Regions from separate parts of the Homo sapiens genome. Here region 1 is linked to region 2. A link is a loop called in an ENCODE intact Hi-C map of the cell type or tissue named here. Cell type or tissue: thyroid gland. All regions are shown on one strand. Each heading gives the region's core, and the rest is flanking DNA. Links, peaks and the distances in the headings are about the cores only.

Region 1 (4,403 bases), core at 169-4,168, 190 kb after region 2:
CAGCCTTTCTGTTTCAATAGTAGGCAATGGCAGACATTGCTAATTTACCTTTCAGCTCAAAGGGGCTGGGTGTCTGTATGAGAAGACAGGGCAGAGTCCACTCTTCATTGGCCTCAGGTGCCAGGCTGCATCCCAGGACTAATTTTGAGGCTCAACTCTTTGGAAAGGCACTGAACCTCTTTGGAGAAAGTCTTAAGTAATTTCAACATATATATTCAAATTTTAGAATTTGTCTATGATCTGTGTGTGTGTGTGTGTGTGTGTGTGTGTGTGTCTGTGTCTCTCCCTGTGTCTCCCTCTCTCTCGGTCTGTTTTTCTGTCTTTGTCTCTCTGAGTCTGTGTGTGTCTGTCTATCTCTCTGTATGTTTCTCTCTGTCTCTGTCTTTCTCTTTCTCCTTCTCCCTACAGCATTATACTGTACTCGGCAGTACAGCACAGTGGTTTAAAGCACGGACTTTGGAGCAGACTGCCAGGAGTCATTTCTGACCTCATCATTTTCTAGCTGCGTGACCTTGGGTAAATCTTTTGAAATCTCTATGACTCAATTTTCTCATCTCTAAAATAGAAATATACACCTATATAGTGGAACTATCATGAGAAATAAATGAGTTTATACCCATAAAGATCTTATAACTGTGACTGGCATATAGTAAGCATCATATATATTAGCTATCAGTACTATTTTTATGCAGACATAGAACGCTTTGAGCTTCAGTTTCCTCCTCTGTAAAATGGGCTCATACTCTCTATTTCATAGTATTGCTGTGATGGTTAAGTGAGATCACATATTAAAATATTTTACGAAGGCCTGGCACATCGTGGGTACACAATAAATATTAATTTTCTTCTCCTAGCCCTGCCCCTGCTCTGTCCATTGTTTTTTACTGAAGTTGATTTACACTTTCACTCTCCATTCACACTCTTGGAGCTTCACTGTGGCAATTGCTTTTACAGGTCTCCTTTAATTCTTTCAACCATGGGTAATGATCACGTGAGGCAGACCTTGTGTGCCAATGGAATAAGTGGCTTCAGAAGTTCAGTGCTTTGCAGAAAGAGAAGCTGCTCAAGATCAGCAGCTCTTCTTGTCCTTTAAGGAAGCATGAGCACAGGAAGAGTTTACTTCATACTAGGAAAGGGACCGAGGCTGTTAATCCCCAGGTGTGGGAGGCACTCAGGTCCTGCTTGGTGAAGTGGAGCAGCCTCAGAGGGATCATAGTGTGATGCCCCATGGGAGGCAGGCCCATTAGCCATTAGGCTTCCCAGCTTCAGCAGATATTCTGGTGCCTCCCAGCTTGTCCAGAAGCAGCAGAGTCCCCAGCCCCAGAGGGATCACATGTGGGCTTGACTATTGCACATTTCAGCAGTGCCCAGTGGACTGAAGATCAGACCTCCTTGATGCTGAGCTAAGCCAAAGATCTCCCCTGACTGCATAACTCTGCAGCAGGGGAGCCCCAACAAGACTGAGATTGCATTTCCCACTATTTTTATGAGGAATAGGGACTCAGAGTAAGATTTACAGTAATTTAAAGCAAATAAAGATTTTTTTAAACCCTTTTGAACAGCTGTGTTGGTGGTTATACATTCAAACCTGCTACATATTCATTTTACAAATAAGCCTTTCTGTAATTTAAACGTCTAAAAATGCCATGCACACCACAGCCTCAAACCTGCTGCATATTACTTGTCACACAAGCTTTCTGTAACATTAACTGCTAAAAATGCCAACCCTGCTGTGGTAGTCATTGTTACTGTTTGCCAAATAGTCATGGTTCTCCCCCATTTTAGGCATACCACAGGACTGCACTTCCTGCCCCCTTGTGGTTGTAGTGGGGCTGTGTGACTAATTCTGGTTGTGAACAAAAAAGCAATTATCATCTCAGTCAGAGCTAATACTAGACACTCAAGGGTTTTCTCTTTTTCCCTCTGGCCCCATGACCATCAGCATTCAGGATGACTCTGATACATACAAAGTAAAGTTACTAAAAACTGTAATTGAAGAGTTTTAATTCCTTCCATAAATACTGCATTTAATTTTCAAGTTCTATTCTCTTCGTCCTTTGTTTTCCAAAGACATACTATGTATGTCTAAGATCACTAGTTCTTGAAGCAATTCATCAACAAATCATAGAGAAGACAAAACAAATTGTTGGAAAGAAACATTATGAGTGGCACAGAGAACCAGAGAGAACACAAAATTTGAAACTCGTTAGAATGCATCCATAAAACACAGACTCCAGAATACACGTTCAATACATCCACATCTTGAATGAGTACTATTGCCAAAAGCAATTTCAGAAATGACTTTGTCTTTAATTTCAAGAACTATTAATCTGCAGGAAATATATTCACAAGGTTTTATTTCATCATTATTTTCAGTATCTGTGATTCCCATCAGTAGAACTTGCTTTTTAAATGCCCTGAAATAATACAGAGGTACCAAAGTGGACATTCATCCTTTTTTTTTTTTAGTACCCAGCTGATGTGAGAGGAGGCTCCTGACAGAAAGAGCATACATTTCAAGAGAGAAGCTAAAAAGATCGCACCAAATAACTTTTATGCTCCAATTCATTTTCTTTTGTCTCACCTTTGCAGTGACCACCCTGTATGGATTGTCATTGATTCACCTAGACACAGCCTGACAGCACCTCACCTCATGCCAATGCTGGGCACCTCTAACCTCCTGCACCAGCATTTCCTTGTTGGTGCTGAGACATGAAAATGCATTTGCTTGGCTCAAGCACGTACAACCTGAAAGTGCAGGGGACAGATGTAACACTGGGCAAACCTGTGACAATGGGAAACAGGAGCTAGGGTATAAATTCTCCATTCCATTCTGAATGGACTTCCCTGAGAAGCTGTCACTTTTGCAGCCTCTTGCCCACAAGATCGTGCAACTAGTCAGACTGCTCAGTCTTCATGCTAAACTATGGTCAGCTCAGTCACATGCCCTCATATGTATACACCAGTACATAAAACCCTGCCTCTGCCTCAGGCTCTCTTTTCTGAAGAGCTCAGGTTAAGATGCCAATTTTCCCAGTCTCCTCACTTGGTCACTGGCACATACCCCTGCTCCACCAATCACAGCATCCATTCCAAATTTTGAATGGGAAGCCAAGTGGAGAAATCCTGGGCCATGTCTGCAATGGATATCAGCAGCTGTAACAGTAGTTGCAGCCACATTTTCCATTGTCCGTTTCAGTGATACGGGCTGTATAAACCTCAAGTTAAATATTTCCATTGTGGAAATTATGGGTTTGATTCTCCCCTGTAATCCATAAATGTATAACAGAACTTCGTATGTCCCCCTGGCTACCCCATAGCATTATCCCACGAAGGGTCAATTGCATTATAGTCTATCTTGCTGGCACCTCTCCAGTTGTGCTGTGAAAAAAACAAAGTCCTCTTCTGAACGCCAAGGGGGAAAAGAGCCTCAAGTAACATTTAAAGTCTCTACTAGTTCCATATTCCTATGCCACCCAGGTATTCATCATAGCATCACTGGTAATAATAAAATAATGTAATCAACTCAAATGTCCCAAAAATAGGAAAATGGTTTAGTAAATCACAATGTATCCATTGGGTAGAATACACTTTAGATATTAAAATTATGGCTATTGCTATGAAGACTACAAAGTGATGAGAAAAATCCTATGTTCTAATATTAAGTGGTGAAAAAAATCAGAATTCTAGATTGTATACGGATGTCTACTACAATTACATATTTTTTAATGCAGGGGGAAAATAGTTAAGATACTCAAAATTCAAAAAATGGTGATAAGAGGAGTGAAATTATAAGTAATCTTCCATTTTCCAAGTGTTCTGAAATATAATTTGCTAATATTAAAGTGAATACAAACACACACACACACACACATGACAAACCCTGAAACCCTTTCCCAGATCTTTATTCTCCAGCATGGCTTGTTTTATGTGCAATGTGCTGGAGTGTGCCGCCTGCCTGCACACCATCTTTTTAGCAATCGCAATTATCTCCTTTCCATGGAATGTGATGAAGCCTGACTAAAGGTCTCTAATTCTTCTGTCTTTCCATGTTCTCATAAATAATAAAACAGGGCTCCATGACAACAAGCACATAAAAAGTTTTGTAAAATCTCAAAGTAGCCCTAAAATGTTTACATTCTTAAGCTAATAAAGTGCTCTAAGTACAGTTATTTGGACATCAGTATTACTTGCTTCTATGCAGTGGAGCCAAGTGATAAGAACATCCATGCTTGGACAGTCCCTACAAATGCATCTTCATCTGACTACTACTACTCCTCCCTCAGCTGTTTCAAAAGGATTTTCTTCTCTGGGAAGGCTTCTCTGCTAACCCCATCCTCCTTCCTGGAGGAGCCAGGTATTTGCTCCATAATAGCTCTTTCCCTGCTGTGTAATCTTCTCGA
Region 2 (4,403 bases), core at 185-4,184:
CTGGCACAGGCTGTTCCTCGGGCCTCTCTAGACCACAAATGAGCACCAGTCTCTATGTTTGCAGCCCCCACCCTAGGCCTCTGGCGCAGCAGTCCCCACACTTTTTGGCACCGGGGACTGTTTTTTCCAAGGACAATGGGGTGAAGGGATGGCTTCAGGATAAAACTTCCACCTCAGATCACCAGGCATTAGATTCTCATAAGGAGCATGCAACCTAGATCCCTCACATGTGCAGTTCACAATAGGGTTCGAGCTCCTATGAGAATCTAATGCCGCCACTCATCTGAGAGGAGGCAGAGCTCAGGTGGTAATGCTCACTTGCCTGCTGCTCACCTCCTGCTGTGTAGCTGGGTTCCTAACAGGCCACAGAACAGTACCAGTGTGCAGCCAGGAGGTTGGGGAGCCTGGGGGTTTGGAACCTCTGCCCTAGTGGCTCCTGAAGAGCTCTTCCTGGCCTCCCTCCTGACAGAAACATTAAAATGCATCTGTGGGTTGAGTAAAGCACCATATGCCAGTCTTCTCTTCTAGAAGGCAGGCACCCTCAATATTGAAGAGTGATTTTCCAGGCATCCCCTCATCTCACTTGGTTCTGATGAAAACAATGTTCCTTTTGTCCTCTCTCTCAGGAGTTTCCCCAGAGGGATAGCGTTGGTAGGTAGATTGTGTAGCTCCTTAGTTAGCTGCCTGGGAGGGTTTAGCTCCAGTCATGGGCAGCTTACAGGATAATTAGCCCTTTTTGTTTTGAGCTATGGGTCTTAAGTGTATATCAGAATACTGGGAAAAGTCTCATTTTATATTATATGTGATGTGTATATTTCTTCCAGAAATTTGGATAAAAGAGTATATAAATATAAATAAATCTATATTTTTTATCAATGCCAGAAGAAGCAGATATTCAAAATGTTATGGGAGAAGTGGGTTATATCTTTAGTGCAGATAAGGGTAAGCAGTATTATTATTAACTCTGTGAATCAGACCTTTAGGCCTCCCACTTCTGGTGGCATCAATTGTGAGATTTGCACTAACCAGCAGATAAAAAAGTCAAGGTCATGTAGGAAATCAATCAGGTAAGGCCTTAGAGAAAGGGTAGAGTACTTGACTTCACCATCAGATGGTAGACTCCAAATTTATTTAGGTTACTTTGAGGGAATTTGAAGAAGAGAACAGAAAATGAGGTAATTAAGGAGGGCCCTAATCCCTTTGGTTAGAAATGAACAATTACAGTAAATCTTTGGCTTCAGGCATCATTGGTAATGACAGGTGATATTCCCCAAGAGGCACAATTATTACCTTTTTTCAGTTAATAAACCTCCTTTCATTTTTCCTATTCTATTTTATTTGGATTGAATCTTTCAGAGCAATGATGTGCTTCTTTACAGTCCTAAACAGAGTCTACTGATCACATCACACTCTCCTTAATTGTTCAAGGGTAATTATTACAAATCCTAGTTGGTGTTCAAGAATTTAATACAGAGACACACTCAAAAGTAATTTGACATGAGTAGGCTCTTTGCCCCAGAGACTAAACAACCCTCAAATTGACTGTCTTTTGTATTTATTTGTTTGTTAGAGACTTTTCAAAATTTTACTTATGAGCAGTCGAGGGACTCTTCTCACTGCTGCATACTGCCCACCAGAAGTCTTTATCATCTGGTGTTCCTGGTCTTTGGGCTTGGAAACCAGATAACCATGTTCATTTGAACTACATGAAAACCAATAGTAAATAAGTTATGAGAGTAGGTCTGAGCAGATCTCCAAGAAACAAAGTACATGATCTTCAACACATGTGACATTGGGATTTGCTGCTCAAGGACCTTTTGTGGTTATGTCTTGGTTCTTGGCTGTGTTTGAGATGGGCGAGATTACCAGAAACCTGAGTTCCAAATACATAATGTTTAACCATAGTTTCTAAGTAGAAAGTAAAGCATTATGGAGGAGGCGTTGATTCTCATATTACTGGGTCATTATTTCAATAAAAATCTATTAAGAGATGAAAATAGTTGGTGCTTCTTTGAAAATGCCTTAATGTTACCAAGGAGTCAGTTACTCACTTACCTGGCCCATATTTTGAAATTAATTCCTAAAGCTATTTATACTACTCAAGCTGTCCCTAGAGCCTCTCTTTAAAGGATGCTATTTCCAGCATGAGCTCAGTCGTTCAGGGCAGTATCCTGGGGTTTTCAGTTCAAAAAATCAAATTAGTGCAGCTGGGCCGATTACCAAAAGCCATTAGAAGACTTTGGTTCCCTTTTTAACAGCTCCCTCCTCTCCTGCACTCCTCCTGCCTTGGAAGCTCAGATGTTCAGCATGAGAGCCTTTTTTTCTGAATTGCTTTTGGCACAGACTGCAGGCGGGCAAGCATGCAGTTAGAAGATTGTCCAAAATCACAGTTATATGACAACATTGATCTTGGCTCCAAAAGTCAAATGGAGAATTCCATTTCGGCACAAGACCTTTTCTTCTAACCCATGTCAAGGATACTCATTTATTTTTCAAGGCTTTTGATAACCTCATATCAATGTTAAAATGTGGATCCCAACATAATTTTTAAAGGATTGTGAAAGTCTTTATTAATTATATTTTTAGATTTCTTAAGAATTATTTTCTTTCTAGGTTTGTTATGACTGAATTATGTCTCCCCCACCCCAAATTTATATGTTGAAGTCCTAACTCTCAGAACCTCAGAATGTGATAGTATTTAGAGATAAGGTCTTTATAGGAATAATTAGGTGAAAATGAGATCATTAAGATGGCCCTTAATTCAATATAACTGGTGTCCTTACAAGAAAAAGAGATTAGGACAGACACAGAGAAAAGACTAAGTGAAGACACAGTGAGAAGGTTGCCATCTACAAGCCTAGGAGAGAGGCCTCAGATGGAACCAACTTGCTGACACCTTGATCTTGGACTTTCAGCCTCCAGAACTGTGAGAAAATAAATTTCCTTCATTTAAGCTCCCCAGTCTGTGATACTTTGTAATGGCAGCCCTAGAAGACTAAGGCAAGGTTTCACTGGCTGAAAATCCACATTATAAACCAAAGAGGTACAAGAAAACTCATAACCATATACAGGAACAATGGTACCATGGGACGTATTGAATTAAATTTGGAGAGCATCTTTTTGCTCTGTAACTAGACCTGTTTATATATCTGCTATGTGTATAATTTGGAGCCACCTATGACTGGTCTCCAATAAATAGCTGCTATTTGAACACTGGTATTCTTTGTCCTATTCCAAACAGGAAACATCTTTCTCACTCTGAACATTTTTCTCATCTTTTAGAGCAAATGAGCTCTTTTGAATTCCAAGCTCCGTGTCCTTAGTGAGTCCTCCACAGTCTGTGCATCAGCAGAGCTAACACTTTCCCTCTCTAATATCAGCTAATTAGCCTCTCTGCCTGCCACCTCCTGTGCCCTTTATTCTTCTATCAAAAGGAGAGACCCTCCTGCAAGACATACACAGAGGCAGGTGCTGCTTTTCAATCCCTTGTGGTTTACCTCCTTTACTGGCCTTACCTTAGTCTACCAGGAACTAATGAGCTATTAGTGATAGATTCCTTTATTTGCAAAAAGAAAAACATTCATCAATGTCCTAAAATGTAATTTCTGAAGAATATAAACAAGAGAACTCTAATTTGAGAAAAAAATGTTTTCAACATATATGAAGACTGAAGCAGCTGCGCATTCAGGTTAAAATTGTGGTACTGGAAGATGAATTGTCACACTGCAAGATTGTAGAATCATCAATATGGACTTGCTTCCAGAGAGGGATAGTTCTCAATTCCAGTGCACACTAGACTCTCCTGAGGAATGTTTAGAGAATTCTGATAGATATCATTTATAAAGAGCCTGAATTAATTAGTGTGGAGTAAAGCCCATTCTTTGGTATTTCAAAAATTGACCAGGAATTAAAAGGATGGGTTACTAATGAGGAAAAGAGAGAAAGAAAGCAAAAAAGAGAGAGACAGAGGTCATGAGAGAGACAGACAGAGACTGAGAGATAGAGGAAAAAAAAAGGTATTGGTTAATTTTTTGTTCCTGACTACTACGTACAGACATGTGGGACCTAATGTTTCCTTTGCAAGTAAAATTTGGGATAAATTAGGTTTGATTGCAGCTAAGAGCATATTAAGACCTTGGAAAAACAACTCAAATTGTTGCATGGCAGAATGGATGTTATCTTTAACTATGGCATCACCATAAGACAGCTTTATAAATTACAGGGTACGATGGATTATTTTGATGAGATTATGGGTTCTTTATATTGCTTACTCAGACAGGGATAATAACAGAATACAACCACATATGTTTATAGTTTCTGTTGGAAAAGACCTTCAAGATGATCTGGATGAAATGAACAATGATCGCATCTCCACGGTATGTTTTCTTTATAATGAAGTTGGT

The links. Hi-C counts contacts between places; a loop is a spot of excess contacts. Peaks named below come from ENCODE experiments on the same cell type or tissue, not always from the same donor. Only the 100,000 strongest peaks of a DNase experiment are listed, where the experiment ranks them.
Region 1: a loop joins it to region 2, with 2.4 times the contacts of the local background. A loop is called at or near these places in 15 of 110 quality-filtered maps.

Annotation. Positions count from the first base shown.
Region 1 is chr14:57,869,884-57,874,286 of GRCh38, forward strand. It overlaps a transcript of SLC35F4 not described here. Among named protein-coding and RNA genes, the nearest start is that of SLC35F4, 6.0 kb to the left of the region's middle. In thyroid gland, for the core only: a CTCF peak has its summit at 1,813 (motif pointing left); a DNase peak (open chromatin) is centred at 998; H3K27ac peaks cover 438 bases.
Region 2 is chr14:57,684,230-57,688,632 of GRCh38, forward strand. The region is part of intron 1 of SLC35F4 (solute carrier family 35 member F4); the gene reads right to left. Among named protein-coding and RNA genes, the nearest start is that of SLC35F4-AS1, 110 kb to the left of the region's middle. In thyroid gland, for the core only: no CTCF peak of the experiment used is centred there; a DNase peak (open chromatin) is centred at 2,312.